Linked DNA regions of Homo sapiens: region 1 is linked to region 2. The links are chromatin loops, found by intact Hi-C in ENCODE. Cell type or tissue: dorsolateral prefrontal cortex. All regions are shown on one strand.

Region 1 (8,000 bases), 530 kb after region 2:
CCCCCAAATGGTGCACAGTAAGTGCTTAAGAAAATCCAGCTGGATAAATAAGCTCACAGAGTTGTTGTGAGGTAGTGAAACTGAAAGATTCACCATTGACCACTGAAGAAAAATTACAGAAAAGGTTGAATAAATCTTAGAACGTGACTACAAGCAGTGAAGGAAATGCAGTGCTTCATTTTCTTCTTTCACTTTCTGATATTTTCCTAAATCCTTGCAAAGAGCAAAAATTGTCATGAACTCCTATGAGTACATCTGTCCAGCCAATCAGCCACCATCCGCCTCTCCAGAAACCACCATACGGATTCACAGGGAGGAGTCCCTCCAAGGCAGCCCTTTTATACCCCATCCTCCCTGGACACAGCTAACTGGAGAAGCAGCAGACACCTTGCCCTTCCTGGGCAAATCAGATCCTCTGCAGGTGGCTAGCTAAGGTGGGAAGTTAGCTGGCTCCTCCTAGTGGAGGGAGAAGGGGCTAAGAAAGTGGAATGTCTTGCACCAGTGGGAGGGGAGCAGGGCAAATGCAGAAAGCAGCAGGCTAGACCACAGGGCTCTCCTGTTCCAAGGCCTGCTTAGCTCAAACACGTCCTCACCTTAGAATTCCCTCTCCTAGAAACCATCCATTCTGTTTTGTTTTGTTTTGTTTTGTTTGTTATCTTTTTTGCTTGGGCTCACTTGAGTGCTTCTATTAGTTGATACAAGAAGAATTGTAACTAATCAAACCTCCATTACTGTAATAATAAGAAAAATAGTGCTATAAGAATTCAATTTACATACAAACATTTTTAATATGAGTACGTATTTACAACCGGAACATAAAGAGAGGTCCCCTTGTAGTTTCTATTGTGCCATTCTTGACTTGCAGGTTCTCTCTCCCCTAGTCCAGGATGCCCTTGGAAATGTCTGATTTCCAAACCAAAGCCAGGGCTGTGGGAATGCTGATGGCGATGTGGGTGACTGGGTCCCAGGTTGTCTCAGCCTTGCGTGGGAGCAGCCGTCCCTGAAGACACCAGTGCCCCATGCCTGCTCAGCACTAATTTGAGCTGTGACACCATTTTCCAAGCTGTCACCACCTCCAGCAACAACAGAACCTCTCTGGGGGGAGCAGGGAGGGTTGGTATTCAATTTCCCTCCTCTGCTTCTCAAGAGTTGAGTTCCCAAGTTCAAAGACATCTATCATGGTGAGTGATGGATTGTATTTCAGAGCAGGTTGGCAGCAGGAGGGAATTGGATTTAGAAACAACCATCTGGCTTTTGCAACTGTGTGCCCTTTGGCCTGCTCAGCGTCAAGCCTGCTGTCACACAATCTGAGTAGCCCTGGGAGCAGACCCGACCCTCGTGTCCAGCCCAGACAGGTCTCTGTGCTGGAGAAGTAGACAGCACTCAGGAAGCTAGTGAGGACCCCATGGGGCTGCTCATGGAGGGAGTTGGGGCTGAGCACAGAGATCTTTTTGAGAGCCAACTATATGCTGGGCACTGGGGAGACAGACTGAAGAAGACAAAATGCCTGCCCACCAGCAACACTCATTCATTCATTCATTCAAAATCATTTAGTTTTTGTGTGTGTGTGTGCCTACTAGGCCCAGGCATTGGCAAGTTTGCTTCCCACTGGACAATGGGCAGCTCTTTGTCTCTGAAATCGCACTGTTGGGGCTCAGATGCCAACTCCATTGCCTTGTTTGTTGTGCAACACAGGCAAGTGGTGCTGATTGGCGGTTGAACATCAGCACCTTCCCTCTCTACAGCACTGTGTCCCCCCCTGCTGGTTGGGGGTAATAATAACACCCATCTATCTATGGTCTCTGAAACAGTGTCGACAGGGCACCTGTGAGTAGTAAATGTTCACTAATATTAGCTGGTAATACTTTTTAAATTTGCTTATTAGTTTTTGTTTTTGCTGTTACCACTTTTATTGTGTCCATGCATTCTTTACTCAGACACAATTCTTTGACCACCTTTTTAACTGACTTATCAATTGGTGTGATATCCTTACACCATCCATTTTAGTAGCCACAGCAATGGCAGATTTTAATGCAATAACTCACACTAATAAGGGGTGTCCCTCTTCGCATGTAATCTCCCTTGGGTCCCCATAAGCTGGGGCTCTGGGTGGTTCCAGAGTCTCACAAATGCAACATCTCAATGCCATCTGTGTGGTCAGCAGCTTGACACTCCGGCTGCATTTTCCATTCTGTGAGCAGATTGGGAGGCAGCCAAGGTGAGTATCAGCTTTTAGGATACCTGGGGAGAGACTGTGTCTCCTCACTGCTTAGCAAAGAGTGGAAGAACAACCAATCAGTAGGCAGTAGGCCATGACAGCACTTGCAGCTGACAAGCAGTGTCACTCTCTGTCATGTTTTCAAAAACTCTTTAGGGGTAGCAAGCTCTAGAAGACACCAGGTTATACACGTTTAGCAGAGGCTGCATGCAGGGGCAAAGAACTTGCAGTGTGTATGCTTTGGCCTTTCATTGAGATGAATCCTAAAAGTAGAAAAAACGCCAGGCATGGTGGCTCATGCCTGTAATCCCAGCACTTTGGAGGCCGAGGCAGGCAGATAATCTGATCACCTGAGGTCCGGAGCTCGAGACCAGCCTGACCAACATGGAGAAAGCCCGTCTCTACTAAAAATACAAAATTAGCCAGGCGTGGTGGCGCATACCTATAATCCCAGCTACTTGGGAGGGTGAGGCAGGAGAATCGCTTGAACCCGGGAGGCAGAGGTTGCAGTGAGCCGAGATCATGCCATTGCACTTCAGCCTGGGCAACAAGAGTGAAACTCTGTCTCAAAAAAAAAAAAAAAAAAAAAAAAAGTAGAGAAAAATAAGAAAAAGACTGGGTGCAGTGGCTCACACCTGTAATCCTAGCACTTTGGGTGGCCGAGGAGGGCAGATCACCTGAGCTCAACAGTTCGAGACCAGCCTGACCAACATGGTGAAATGCTGTCTCTGCTAAAAATATAAAAGTTAGCTGGCCGTTATGGTGCATGCCTGTAGTCTCAGTTACTCGGGAGGCTGAGGCAGGAGAATCGCTTGAACCTGGGAGGTGGAGGTTGAAGTGAGCCGAGATTGTGCCACTGCACTCCAGCCTGGACAACAGAGAGAGACTCTGTTTCAAAACAACAAGAAGAAGCAAAAACACTTTGGGAGGTTATTTATCCTTTACCCTCAAGGGACTCTCATCTGGGTAGTAAAAGAATAAAATCGTTTGATAAAACAGTATAAAAAGATGTTTAAACCCTAGTGGTGTGTAGTTGTGTGTGTACATTAGTGTGTGTCTAACAGAGGCCAAGAATGAGACACCAGCCAATGACATCATCCACACTGAATACAGAAATCACCACATTAGCTAACATTTATGGAGTGTTTATTGTGTTCCAGACACTGTACTAAGTACTTCTATGTGCATTACCTCATTTAATTATCACAACATAATAATGTATGTAAAACACTTAATACCTGGTGCTGAGAAGGTGCTGAATATGAAACTGTCACCATTACTATTATTAATTATTATTGTTTAGATTATCATCCCCAGTTTCCCGATGAGGAAATTGAGGCTCAGGGATGCAAAATGGCCTTCCCTTGTTTTTTAATTGCAAAACGATCTCAAACTTGGTGTGTGTGAATGTGTGTACGTGCACAAATCTAAGGATAGAAAGAATGGAAAGTGACCTTTCTCCTGCACCTTTCTAGCACTGAGAATGTAGTAGCCACTGCCATTCATTCACTCACTAAGTCCTATTTCGTTTTCTTAGCTGACAGATCAGGACACAGGAGGATGGAATATAACTCAAATAACTTTTCCAGAGTCACGGAGTGAGACAGGCGTGGAGTTAAATTCTTCCAAGGTGGGTGAGCATGAACCCAAAGTTCTCCTCCACTCAGACAATTCATCCTGTAAGACTCAAGATGCTCAACTGCAGAGTGGTCATGACATGACTCCTGCATGCTCAAAGCCACAGGAGGGCCAGAAGAAGCTATGCATGTGGACACCTCAGTGGGAAATCCTGTCCACTGCGTAAGCACCCAAGAAACAGTTGGGTCTCCTCTTTTAGTGTGAAAGTGCAGCATCTGTTCACACTGTGGGGTGAGCAGTCCACAGAGCAGAGCCCACGGTTCTGCAATCCGGGGCTCTGCCCCGTGCCCCTCTCTGGACACACTTTGGCAAGGACATGGTTCCAGTCCACTGCTCTGTGCCCAGAGGATATCTCAAGCCCCACAATCACCCAGGAAAATGGCTTTAGTTCCAGAACCAGAGAGAAAAGGGAGGCTTCCTGGGGAAAGACAAGGACAGCTAGAGGTTCATTTCTGCCCTTGGTTCTCCTTTCTGCACGTCATGTGTAATCCTGTCTCTAAATACCTCCCTGGCTCAGCTGGGCATTCTCATGCCAACTGGGATGAAGAGCAGCTGGTTCAGGCTGTGATTGGTTCCTGGGACCTCTTCTTCCCCTACTGCCAAGGCTGCAGTTGCCACCAAATGATGGTTTCCCCTCCCCCTGACACTGCCTGGAGCCCAGCTGACTTCACACTTCACTCCTCCCTCCTGCTCACCAGTGATAAGAATAGCAACCACAGCATCACCCCAAACCCCTCCAGGGTGAAGGAAGGGGCAGCTGTCACCTTAAGTGTCAACTCCAGGTCCTTGTGAGCTATAGAATCAGGTTTGAGAAACACCCTTTGGTTGGGGAAGTAAGCACCAGACACCCCCTGCTGGCTGAAAGTGGAATTCAGGTTCGTGGTCCCGCTGCAGCCTGGGAGAGCTCCCTAATCTTCATGGACATCATTATCCCCATTTTCCAGATGAGGAAACAGACAAAGAATTTGCCCAAGGCACCACTGCTAGTCAATGATGCCCTCCAGGCTAATCCCATTCCAAATCTCCTTTTTCTTTCCGAGGGACTGCCTAAATATCTAGATGTTCCACACCCAACCTTTCAACTCTCCCTTCCTATGCCTTTTGATTCAGTAAATGCACCGTTTGTATTCCCTTGGAAATTCCACTCTGGAAGGAGAATCTTTTGACAGAGGCGTGCTGCATCCTGAGACGCTGAGCCGATGCAATCACTCATTATCTCATTGATGCAGGGCAGAAGGTCCCCTCCCTTCCAGCAGGCCACAGAGGAATTCCTCGGAGGATGCAGATGCTGCATGTCTTGACTTCCAAGCCAGGGAATTTCTGCCTTTGTGCCTGCACCTGTATTAATTAATCATTCTTCTAACACTGGCTGTGTCTACATGCATTATTCTAAAAGACAATTCTATTCTTAAAAATAAGCTAATTTAAGCCAGTGATCTGCTGCTTTTTCTTTTTTCTTTTTTTTTTTTTTTTTGCTAAATTTTGGTTTTAAAATAAAATCAATCTTAAGAATAGAGAATTCAATAAGGCAAAATTCTTGAAAGAAGCTTATCATTTATTCATTTATGTAGCATGTATGTGACAAGACCAGGCTAGCAATGTAGGGAGTGGATCAAATAGAACTGACAGCAAAGGCCCCCAGTCTAATATGCGGAAGAAAGAAAAGACAAGCTCACTGCAGAATGCAGAGAAACACATCACACAGGCAAATAAAATGTTCCTTGTTCCCATTTTCACCCCTTAACAGCAAAAAAAATAAATATGCATTCATCTTACAGGGCATAAAAGAGAGGTCTGTTCAATTGTCAAATCTAGAGAAACTTGGTGGTGGAGGCAGAATTCATGCCTATGAGTTTACCATCAATTGCTGAGATTATTAGAACAACACGGACATGCTTGGGAGTGGAGAGGGGACTGAGATTAGCATCACCAGGGAAGTGCAACGGTGGGTGGGTTCCTTCTTGTAGGGGAGTGAGCAGGTGTTAATTGCCATTGCTTGTGCAATGGCATGGATAAGGTTAGGCTAGCATTTGGCATCCACTATCTGTAAAGAAAGGGTTTTTTAATAGTCCTCACATGTCTACAGGGTGTGACAGATTTAAATTAGATAAGAGATAAATTGTTTTCAGGGACAAATTAAACAAAGCAGTTAATGATATTACAAATCACTCTCAGCTGTCATTGAAGCAGTCCTCTGATGTTGTCCATGAGGCCCAGTTCTGTCCATCTGCAAGCTGCTGTGGGGCCCTGAGCACAGACCTTGCAGCTAGACCATGTGGGCCTTTCCCAGGCTCTGCGCTTCCCAGGCTGTGAGCCTGTGATCACCTCACCTCACATCCCGGAACCTCAGCGCTGCATCTGTGAAATGGGGCTAGCTCCCCCATCTCCTCAGATTGAGGTCAACAATGTGATGTCATAAAAAGTGTTCGCTAAACACGGTCACCACTATTTAAAAAACAATCACGCAAGCTTGGGGTGGATGTGATTTGTCTGTGCAAAGGGTCGACAGTGGTGGCGTGCAATGATCGCCTCACATTACCGAGTAAGGTGGCTCTGCCACCATCATTCTTGTTGACTTCTGGGGGAGGGATGGAGTCCCAAAGAAAAGAAAAGAAGGTCCCAGGGCCTCTGGGAAAGACCACATTACATGGTGTGGGTTGTGTTCCTGAATGTGTCCATACTGGAATGTGGGTCTCTGGAGGACGGATGTTCCCAGTTTCTCTCTGCACCACTCCCACCCCACTCCTAACGCTTCTCCTTGACTGGAAGGAAACATGGCCTCCTCTCTCCTCGGGGTTCATCTCCTATGGGGGCTTCCTTCCTCCTGGAGCCTGGAGAGAGATGCGGGGGGCAAGGGTTGCTCCCACTTTTGAGCAAGTCCTGAATTTTATCTCCCACCTTGGCCTGCGTGCAAAGGACAGGGTACCTCTCATCTTAGTGTTCTGCCTCCTGGATGTGCGTTGGACATTCCAGGCTGTCTCTCTGTCCACATTCATGTAAGGCCCCAACACACAGCTGCTTATTCTGCAGGGTGACTCCTGATCAAGGCCAGACTCAGCACCACTCCAGATTGTGCACTGTCTGGGGCAGGGCCCTCCGTGTCGCCTTTCTGAGCCCCTAACAGATCTCGTTCAAAGCCGGACCCATAATCAATGCTCAGAGAAAGTGTTGAACAGACACATGCCCCAAAGAGTCTGAGCTTCTTCACTTAAAGTTTCCTGGGCTCTGCCTCCATCCTCAGAAATGACCCATCCATTTCAAAAAGAGGCTCTCCAATGTCAATACTGCACCTCCCCAGGATCCAAATCCATTTCCCTGCTCCTCCAGCACAGCACAATTAATAAACGTCCCACTGGCTTGCCATTCCAGGTTGGGAGCTCACAGCATCCCTTGAAACCATGCTGGCAGAGAATTTGTCACCGTCAACTCGCTGCTCCTCCCGTGGTGCCACACCCCAGATGACACAGAGCATGGCCTATGCCTGTCAGCAGACCCTCCACTGCTGCTGTTGCCAGCCCCCAGGTCTCATCCTCCTTCCAGGGTCACCTTTGGAAATGCTGCCCACTGAGTAAGTGCCCAAGAAACAATCAGGTCTCCTGTTTTAGTGTGAAAATGCAGGTCTGTTCACACCCTGGGGTGAGCAGTTCACAAAGCAGAGCCCATGGTTCTGCAATCCAGGGCTGGCTGTGCCCTGCATCCCTCTCTGGGTTGTGAGGTTGTGTGGGCTGTGGATCCATATCACATGCCAAATACTCTTCCTGGTGAGAGGGATGCAGAGATCAGCAGACACACGCCAAGACACCAATAAACTGGCAGCCACCTACAATCCAGAGCATGTCAGCTGGTGACAAGGGCTGAGAAGAACACCCAGAGTGGCTGCGTGGCCAGGGCGGCATCCTGAAGAGGAGATTGCCAAGCAGTGCTGGAATTGTATGAGTAAGTCAGCCAGGGACAGTCTGAAGAGTGTGAGCCAAGTAAAGGGAACAGCACACGCAAAGGCCCTGTGGCAGGAATGTGGTTGGCTTGGTCTGGAGGCAGAGGAAGCTGAGTGACAAGAGTGGAGTGACAAGGGGGAAGAGAGAGGCAGAGGCTAGAACAGGTAGGGCCTGTGAGCCATGGGATGAGCTTCTCTAAAATTCAGCCC
Region 2 (8,000 bases):
AGTGTAGAGATATGTTACTGATGTTTGTATGTTGATTTTGTGTCCTGAAACTTTACTGAAGTCATTTATTGGGTCTAGAGTCTTTGGGCTTTTGGTGGAGTCTTTGGGCTTTTTTAGGTGCAGGATTATATAATCAGTAAAGAGAGAAAACATGACTACTTCTTTTCCTATTTTAATGCCTTTTACTTCTTGCTCTTTCCTTATTGCTCTGGCTAGGACATCCAGTACTGTGTTGAATAAAAGTGGTGAAACTGAATATCCTTGTTGTGTTCCAGTTCCTAGGGGAAATGGCCCAGCTTTTGGCCATTCAATATGATGTTGGCTGTTGCTTTATCATAGATGGCTCTTATTATTTTGATGCACGTTCCTTTTATGACTAGTTATTTGAGGGTTTTTATCATGAACAAATGCTGGATTTTATCGAATGCTTTTTCTGCATCTATTAGATAATTCTATAGTTTTTGTTTTTAATTCTGTTTATAAGTTGAATCACATTTATTAATTTGCATACATTAAACTAACTTTGCATTCCAGAAGTAAAGCCCATCTGATCATGTGTGAACTAAGTTTCTGATGTGCTGCTAAATTTAGTTTGCTAGTATTCTGTTGGGGACTTTTGAATGTATGTTCATCAGGGATATTGGCCTGTAATTTTATTTTTCGGTTGTGTCTTTGCCAGATTTTGATATCAGGATGATACTGGTTTCATGGAATGTTTTAGGAAAGAATCCCTCCTCTTCAATTTTGTTTGAATAGTTTCAGTGGGATTGGTACTAGCTGTTTTTTATGTGTCTGGTAGAATTCAGCTGTAGTCCAGGGCTTTTTTTGGTGAGTAGTTGTTTTTGTTTGTTTGTTGTTCTTGTTTGTTTGGTAGTGAGTTTATTTCCATGTTTAGAACTTCATTAAGCATCTCTTGTAGGCCTGGTCTGGTGGTGATAGATTCCCTCAGCTATTGTTTTTCTGGGAAAGACTTTACTTCTGCTTTATGAAGCTTAGTTTGTCAGCATATAAAATTCTTGGCTGGCATTTCTTTTCTTTAAGGATGCTAAATATGGGCCTCAATCTATTCTGGCTTGCAAGGTTTTTGCTGAGAAGTCTGCTGTTCATCTGCTGGGTTTCCCCTCATAGTTAACATGACCCTTTTCTTTAGCTGACTTTAAGATTTTTTTCTTTCACACTGACCTTGGATAGTCTGACTACGCGCCTTGGGGATAGGTGTCTTTTATAGTTATCTTGCAGGAGTTCTCTGGATTTCTTATATCTGCAGGTTGACCTCTACAGAAAAGTTGGGGAAACTTCCCTGAATTATATTCTCAAATATATTCTCCAAGCTGCTTACTTTCTCTTCTTCTCTCTCAAGAGTGCCAATATGTCTTAGATTTTTATTGCTTTACATAATCTCATGTTTCTCAAAAGCTTTGTTCATTAAACATTTTTTGTCTTTATTTTTGTTGGGGTTGATTCAAAGAACCAATCTTTGAACTCTGAGATTCTTTCATCTGCTTGGTCTATCCTGTTGCTAAGGTTTTCAGTGTATTTTGAAGTTCCTGTAGTGAATTTTTAAAATTTTCAATTCCAAAAGTTCTGTTTATTTCATAACATAATTATGTTGTCTTTCAAATCCTGAATCACTTTTCTGTTTCCTTTGTGTTGGATTTCAACTTTCTCTTAGATCTTGTTGAGTTTCTTTGCCACTCACACTCTGAATTATATTTCTGTCATTTCAGACATTTCTTTTTGGTTAGAATCCACTTCTTGGGAGCTAGTAAGATACTTTGGAGGTGACAAAACACTCTGGCTTTTTGTATTACTGGAGTTATTGTGCTGATTTCTTCTCATCTGAGAAAGTTGACACTTTATTTTTCAAATGTGCTACCATTTGGATGGGGCATTTTGATTTCTTATTGTTTTTTCCTTTGAGAATTTGACTGTGGTTTATGTTGTGTATGATCAATTGGCTTTATGTCTGAGAGCTATCAGAGGGCCTGGGTTCCTTGGTTGCAGACAGATTCATATGGTGGCTTTCTAGGAAACTGCTTGGTGTAGCAATGTGTTTTCATTTGGTGCTATAATTCAGACTGCAGTCAAGTCGATGGCACTTCAGGGCAAGAGCCAGCAGGAGGGTCTCACTTTGCCTGTGCTCACCCTCAGCAGGGGTGGAGGCAATAGAGACATACGAGAGCACCCTCCCCCAGCACTGCTGTTCTTCAGCAGAAGTAGAGGCCCTTGAGAAGCTCGAGAAGTGCCTCTTTCAGCCCACGCTTCCCGGGACCCAACAGGAAGATCTATGGCTGCATCCACAGCAAGGCACTGAGGAGAAACAGGGGCAATTAGACGACCTCCTCTCCAAGTTTGTTTGTAGGCTTTGGTGTTACCCCCTCCAGTGGTTGGCACTGCGCTTCCATTTCCTTTGACCCAAGGGAAGCTTTGACAGGCTGTGTTCTTACTTCCCTTAAAGGCTGTCCTCACCAAGGGTTAGGTCTCCAGCGCAGGTGTGCGGGGCAGGTAAGGGGGAGGGTGCCTCCCTTCCACTCCTCAAAGTTGGTGGGTCACACTTTGCCAGCTGATCAAGGGAGCAAACTGGGGCACCCAGCAAGGATACACACTGACTGGTTCCAGATCATAAAGCTGTCCTTGGCTGCAAGTCCTCCTGCTAAGGAGAAACCTCTTCTTCAGCACTTCTCCTGCGGCAGCCCCCTGTAACAAGAGAGTCTAATTTAACTGCCTGCTCCTGGAGTGGTATCCACACTCACCACTCAATTCTGGCTGTGGGGGCCCTTCCCCTGCTCCAGGGCAAATGGTCTACTCTCTGGCCTGAGACTAAAATGTCTGCAGAAGACATTATTGCCAGGTTGCCACACAATGACTGCCTTGGTATGAGCCCAGATTAAAAATAGTATCATCCTCTCGGTCCCAAGTCTGGGAAAATGCCAGCAGCTTTTCCCAGTGTCTTCCCTCCCTCCATCTCTCAGCCTCCCCCAAGCTAGCTCCGGGGCTTGAGAAAAAAGGGGTGCTCTGTCTTGGCCTGGGTTGCACAGACCCCTAGCAGAAGGATGAGACACAGAGGGAGACAGGCTGCCACCCTTGCAGACAAGGGCTTTACTCACTGGTCAGCCAAATGCTGTCATGGAAGCTGCTTGTGCGTCTTTCCCTCCCCAGAGTCTGGTGTGTCCTTCACTAGTCTGGTGAATTCCTGTCTTCCTTCTTGAGTGAAAATTCACAGAGTTGATCTTTAAGCACTATTTTTCTATTTCCCTGTGGCTGTGGCATGCGGAAAGCCTCTCATCTGCCATCTTCATCATTACCGGATTCTCTAATTTACTGCTTGTTTTCCCTTCCTTCCTTCCTTCCTTTGCATTCTCTTTTCATCACCAACATGGTCTCTAACCCCTAGTGGACCTTTCAGATAGTGGTTTGCCTATGGTTCTTTTTATATATAACAATACAATGTCATTAGCCGAATAACTTGGGTTTAGAGTCTAGCAGCCAGGGCTGGGGCCATGCTGGCTGCTTCTGCCCAGATGCTTCCAGGAAGCAGATTCAACATTGACATCATTACCCGAGTCAGGGTCAGTGAAGGCTGATTGTATTGGTGACCCTCTTCCGCCTGCAAATATCTCAACAGCTTCCCTAAGAACAGGAACAGCCTTTCGGGTGGTAACTAACAGCGTGGCTAAGGGCTTTGATTCCCTAGGAGACAAGTACTACTGTAAGTCATTATTGGACATTCATGTGAATCAATTTCAGAGAGCAAATATGGACCAGACAGACAGCACATATTCTGAACAGCAGAGAAAGGGAAAGAGGGCCCCTGATTGTAGGAGGGGTCCCATTGGGGTAAGGCTTGTCTCTCTATCTGCAGCTGTATAGAGCTCCACATGGGCCCAGGGTGGGCCTGAGCACCTTCCATAAGAAAGAAAGGTAGCCCACAACTCCCATCGGCTTCAGGGAGAGAAGAGATACTAGCTCACTGCTACTGATTTGAGTATCTAGGGCTTCCCATAATGAAAACGAAACCAAAGAAAAGCCAGGCCCAAATCTTGGCATGTATTTTCCACTAGAGGGCAGCTTAAACTTTCAAAATAAAATAAATCTTGCACACTTTGTAAAGTACTATATATAAAATTTGTATGTACACATCATGTAAAACTAATGTTCATATTCTAGTCTTTGCAAGCCTGTACAAGCAGGTCAAGTGTTCAATTCCATATGTCTGAATGTATGTATCCTAGGAAACTAGTCTAGGATACAACTGAAAAATTCTGAAGAAAGTTAAGAAGAGAAGTGCCAATGCCCAGTGATCTGCCCTCTCAGTCCAAGTCCTGCCCTGCACGACCCAGTGTTTATGTTTTTATCAGGCCTATGGAGAGAACACAGGTCAGTGTGTCTGCTTCTAGCTATGATGAGGAACTGAAGTTAAATTTACCTTCCCACTATAAGGAACTAGAAAACCAGACAAAATATATGAAACAACAGTTTTTAAACAATGATCACGGCAGGGCTGTGATCCCTAAGAGAAGACAAACAAAAGTTGTGAGTACTGTAATCCCCCTGGCTTTCTGCCTGCAGGCGCCTCTGGACTGCAGAACTGGAAGGGGGAGTTTCAACAGAGCACAGCATCTCACCGAGTTAGGGAAAGAGAGATCAGTTTGGAGAGACAGTAGTGGCTGGAATTTTTAAAAAGAAGAACCAAGAGAAAGAGCTGATTTCAAAAAGAGCTTGAGAAATGTTTAGAAGGTTGCCACTCTAGTCTGATTCTGAATACTGAGCCACATGTTACTAGGGTGAAACTGCATGGGCTGAGCCAAGAGTTAAACGATGACCACAACTCACACAGGGATGGGAGACATGGAGTTCAGACAAGCCAGAGCGGTGACCCCTCAAAGACAACTATCTAAAGTATATAAAGCACTCACAGAACTCTGAAAACAACAAACAATGAAAGACAAATAGGCAAAAAACATAAATAGACATTTCACTGAAGAGGATATAAGGATGCCAAATAAGTACATGAAAAATGTTCAACTTCATTAACATAAGGGAAATGACAAATGAAACCTGATGGCTCACGCCTGTAATCCCAGCACTTTGGGAGGCTGAGGCTGCTGAATCACCTGAGGTCAGGAGTACAAGACCAGCCTGGCCAACAAGGGGGAAACCCCATCTCTAATAAAAATACGAAAAAATTAGCCGCGCATTGTGGTGCACGCCTGTAATCCCAGCTACTCAGGAGGCTCAGGCAGGAGAATCACTTGAACCCGGGAGGCGGAGGTTGCAGTGAGCGGAGATCGCACCACTGCACTCCAGCCTTGATGACACAGCGAGATTCTATCTCAAACAAATAAATAACTAAAACCATAATGAGGTATTACTACACACATATCAGAATGATTAGAATAAAAATTAGCAGAAGTAGCATAATGCTGCGATACAGAGAAACTGGATTACTCAAACATTGCTGGTGAAATGTAAAATGGTACAAACACTCTGGAAAATAGTTTGGTGCTTTCTAAAAAAAATGAAACATGTAAGTACCATAAGACACATAACTGTATTCCTGGGCATTTATCCCTGAGAAATGAAAATTGTGTTTATACAATCACCTGTACACTAATGTTTATAGCAACATTAGTCATAATAGCCCTAAACTGGAAACAACCCAGACGTCCTTCAATAGGTGAACTGTCAGACAAATTGTGATGCCTTCAAGCCATGTGTATAAATTAGACTTCTCCAGAGAAAGAGAATTAATATAAGATTATGTTGGTGGGACTGTAAACTAGTTCAACCATTGTGGAAGTCAGTGTGGCGATTCCTCAGGGATCTAGAACTAGAAACACCATTTGACCCAGCCATCCCTTTACTGGGTATATACCCAAAGGACTATAAATCATGCTGCTATAAAGACACATGCACACGTATGTTTATTGCGGCACTATTCACAATAGCAAAGACTTGGAACCAACCCAAATGTCCAACAATGATAGACTGGATTAAGAAAATGTGGCACATATACACCATGGAATACTATGCAGCCATAAAACATGATGAGTTCATGTCCTTCGTAGGGACATAGATGAAATTGGAAATCATCACTCTCAGTAAACTATCGCAAGAACAAAAACTGAACACCACATATTCTCACTCATAGGTGGGAATTGAACAATGAGAACACATGGACACAGGAAGGGGAACATCACACTCTGGGGACTGTTGTGGGGTGGGGGGAGGTGGGAGGGATAGCTTTAGGAGATATACCTAATGCTAAATGACGAGTTAATGGGTGCAGCACAACAGCATGGCACATGTATACATATGTAACTAACCTGCACATTGTGCACATGTACCCTAAAACTTAAAGTATAATAATAATAAAATTTTAAAAAAAGATTATATATAGAGGGGGTGGGGGGAGAGAGAGAGAGAGAAGGGGGAAATTTTTAGAAATTGGCTCACACAATTGTAGGAGCTGGCATTTTTAAACTTTGTAGACCAAACAGGCAGACTGAAAACTCAGGTAGGAGTGGATGCTGAAGTCTTGAGGCAAAATTTCTTTTTCTTTGGAAAACTAGTCTTTTCTATTAAGGCCTTCAACTATTTATATGAGGCCCATGACATTATTGAGAGTAATATCTTTTACTTAAAATCAACTCATTATAGATGTTAACCATGTCTACAAAATACCTTCACAGCAACACCTATATTAGTGTTTAATTAAATAACTGGGTACTATGGCTTAATCATATTGACACTTAAAACTGACCATCACACCATATTCAGCAATTAAGAAGAGCAAACTATTGCTATACATAAGAAACTGGGCGACTCTCCAGTGAATTTTGCTGAGCAAAAAAGCCATTTCTAAAAGGTTACATACTGTATAATTCCATTTATATAACATTTTTGAAATGACAAAATTTTAGAAATAGAAGAGTAATTAGTGGTAGCCAGAGTGGGAGGAAGAGGTGGGAGTAGATAAGAAGAAAAAGAAGGAGGGTGTGTTTATGAAATTACAACATAAGGGATCCTCGTGATACTGGAACTGACCAGTATCTGAACTGTGGTGTTGAAGACATGAACTTATACAGATTCTAAAATAATATAATACTTAATCCACACACACAATGAGCACAGCAAAATTAGGGAAATTGGATTAAGGTCAGTAGATTATATCAATGTCAATATCCTGGTATAATAGATACTATATTATACTATATTATAGTGTATAATGAGCATAATTTTCATTTCTCAGGGATAAATGCCCAGGAGAACAGTTGTGGGTCACATGGTAGTTACAGGTTTTATTTGTTAAGAAAGTGACAAACTACTTTTCAGTGTAGTTGTACCATTTTACACTTCCAGCAGCAATGTTGGAGTGATCCAGTTTCTCTGTATCCTTGGCAGCATAACACTATGCCACAACATAGTATCTGCTATACTGTATTATAGTATATTATATATATACTATAGTATAGTATATATTAATGTATACTATATTATACTATAGTTTTCAAATGTTACAACTGGAGGAAACAATGCAAAGTGAGCGGAAATCTCTATTATTTTTTAACATCAACTTTATTCTTATAATTTACATAAATAAAATGCAGTCACTTTAAGTGTACACTTTAAAAGTTTCAACAAACATATACAATTGTACAATCATCACCACAACAAAGATATAAAATATTTTCATCATCCCAAAAGAGTCCCTTGTGTCACTTCCCAGTCAACCGCCTTCTCCTAAAACCCCTGTTTCCAGCCCCTGGTAAACATTGATCTGCTATCATTATAAATTTGTCTTTACTAGGTTTCATATATGTAGAATCATGGAGTGTGCATACTGTATAATTCCAACTACATGTCATTCTGGAAAAGGCAAAACTATGGAGACAGTAAAAAGATCAGTGGTTGCTGAGAGTTACGGGCAGAGAGTGGGATGAATAGGCAGAGTAGAGAGGATTTTTAGAGTAGTGAAATTTTTTGTATGATGCTATAAT

The links. Peaks named below come from ENCODE experiments on the same cell type or tissue, not always from the same donor. Only the 100,000 strongest peaks of a DNase experiment are listed, where the experiment ranks them.
Region 1: it touches region 2 in a loop (7-fold over the local background); 53 of 110 quality-filtered maps call a loop at or near these places.

The regions. Positions count from the first base shown.
Region 1 is chr19:29,258,929-29,266,928 of GRCh38, forward strand. No RefSeq gene overlaps it. Among named protein-coding and RNA genes, the nearest start is that of UQCRFS1-DT, 50 kb to the left of the region's middle. In dorsolateral prefrontal cortex, CTCF peaks have their summits at 510, 1,750 (motif pointing left) and 4,706 (motif pointing left); a DNase peak (open chromatin) is centred at 4,713; H3K27me3 peaks cover 952 bases.
Region 2 is chr19:28,733,156-28,741,155 of GRCh38, forward strand. No RefSeq gene overlaps it. Among named protein-coding and RNA genes, the nearest start is that of ERVE-5, 130 kb to the left of the region's middle. In dorsolateral prefrontal cortex, CTCF peaks have their summits at 4,054 (motif pointing right) and 4,265; no DNase peak of the experiment used is centred here; H3K4me3 peaks cover 449 bases; H3K27ac peaks cover 735 bases.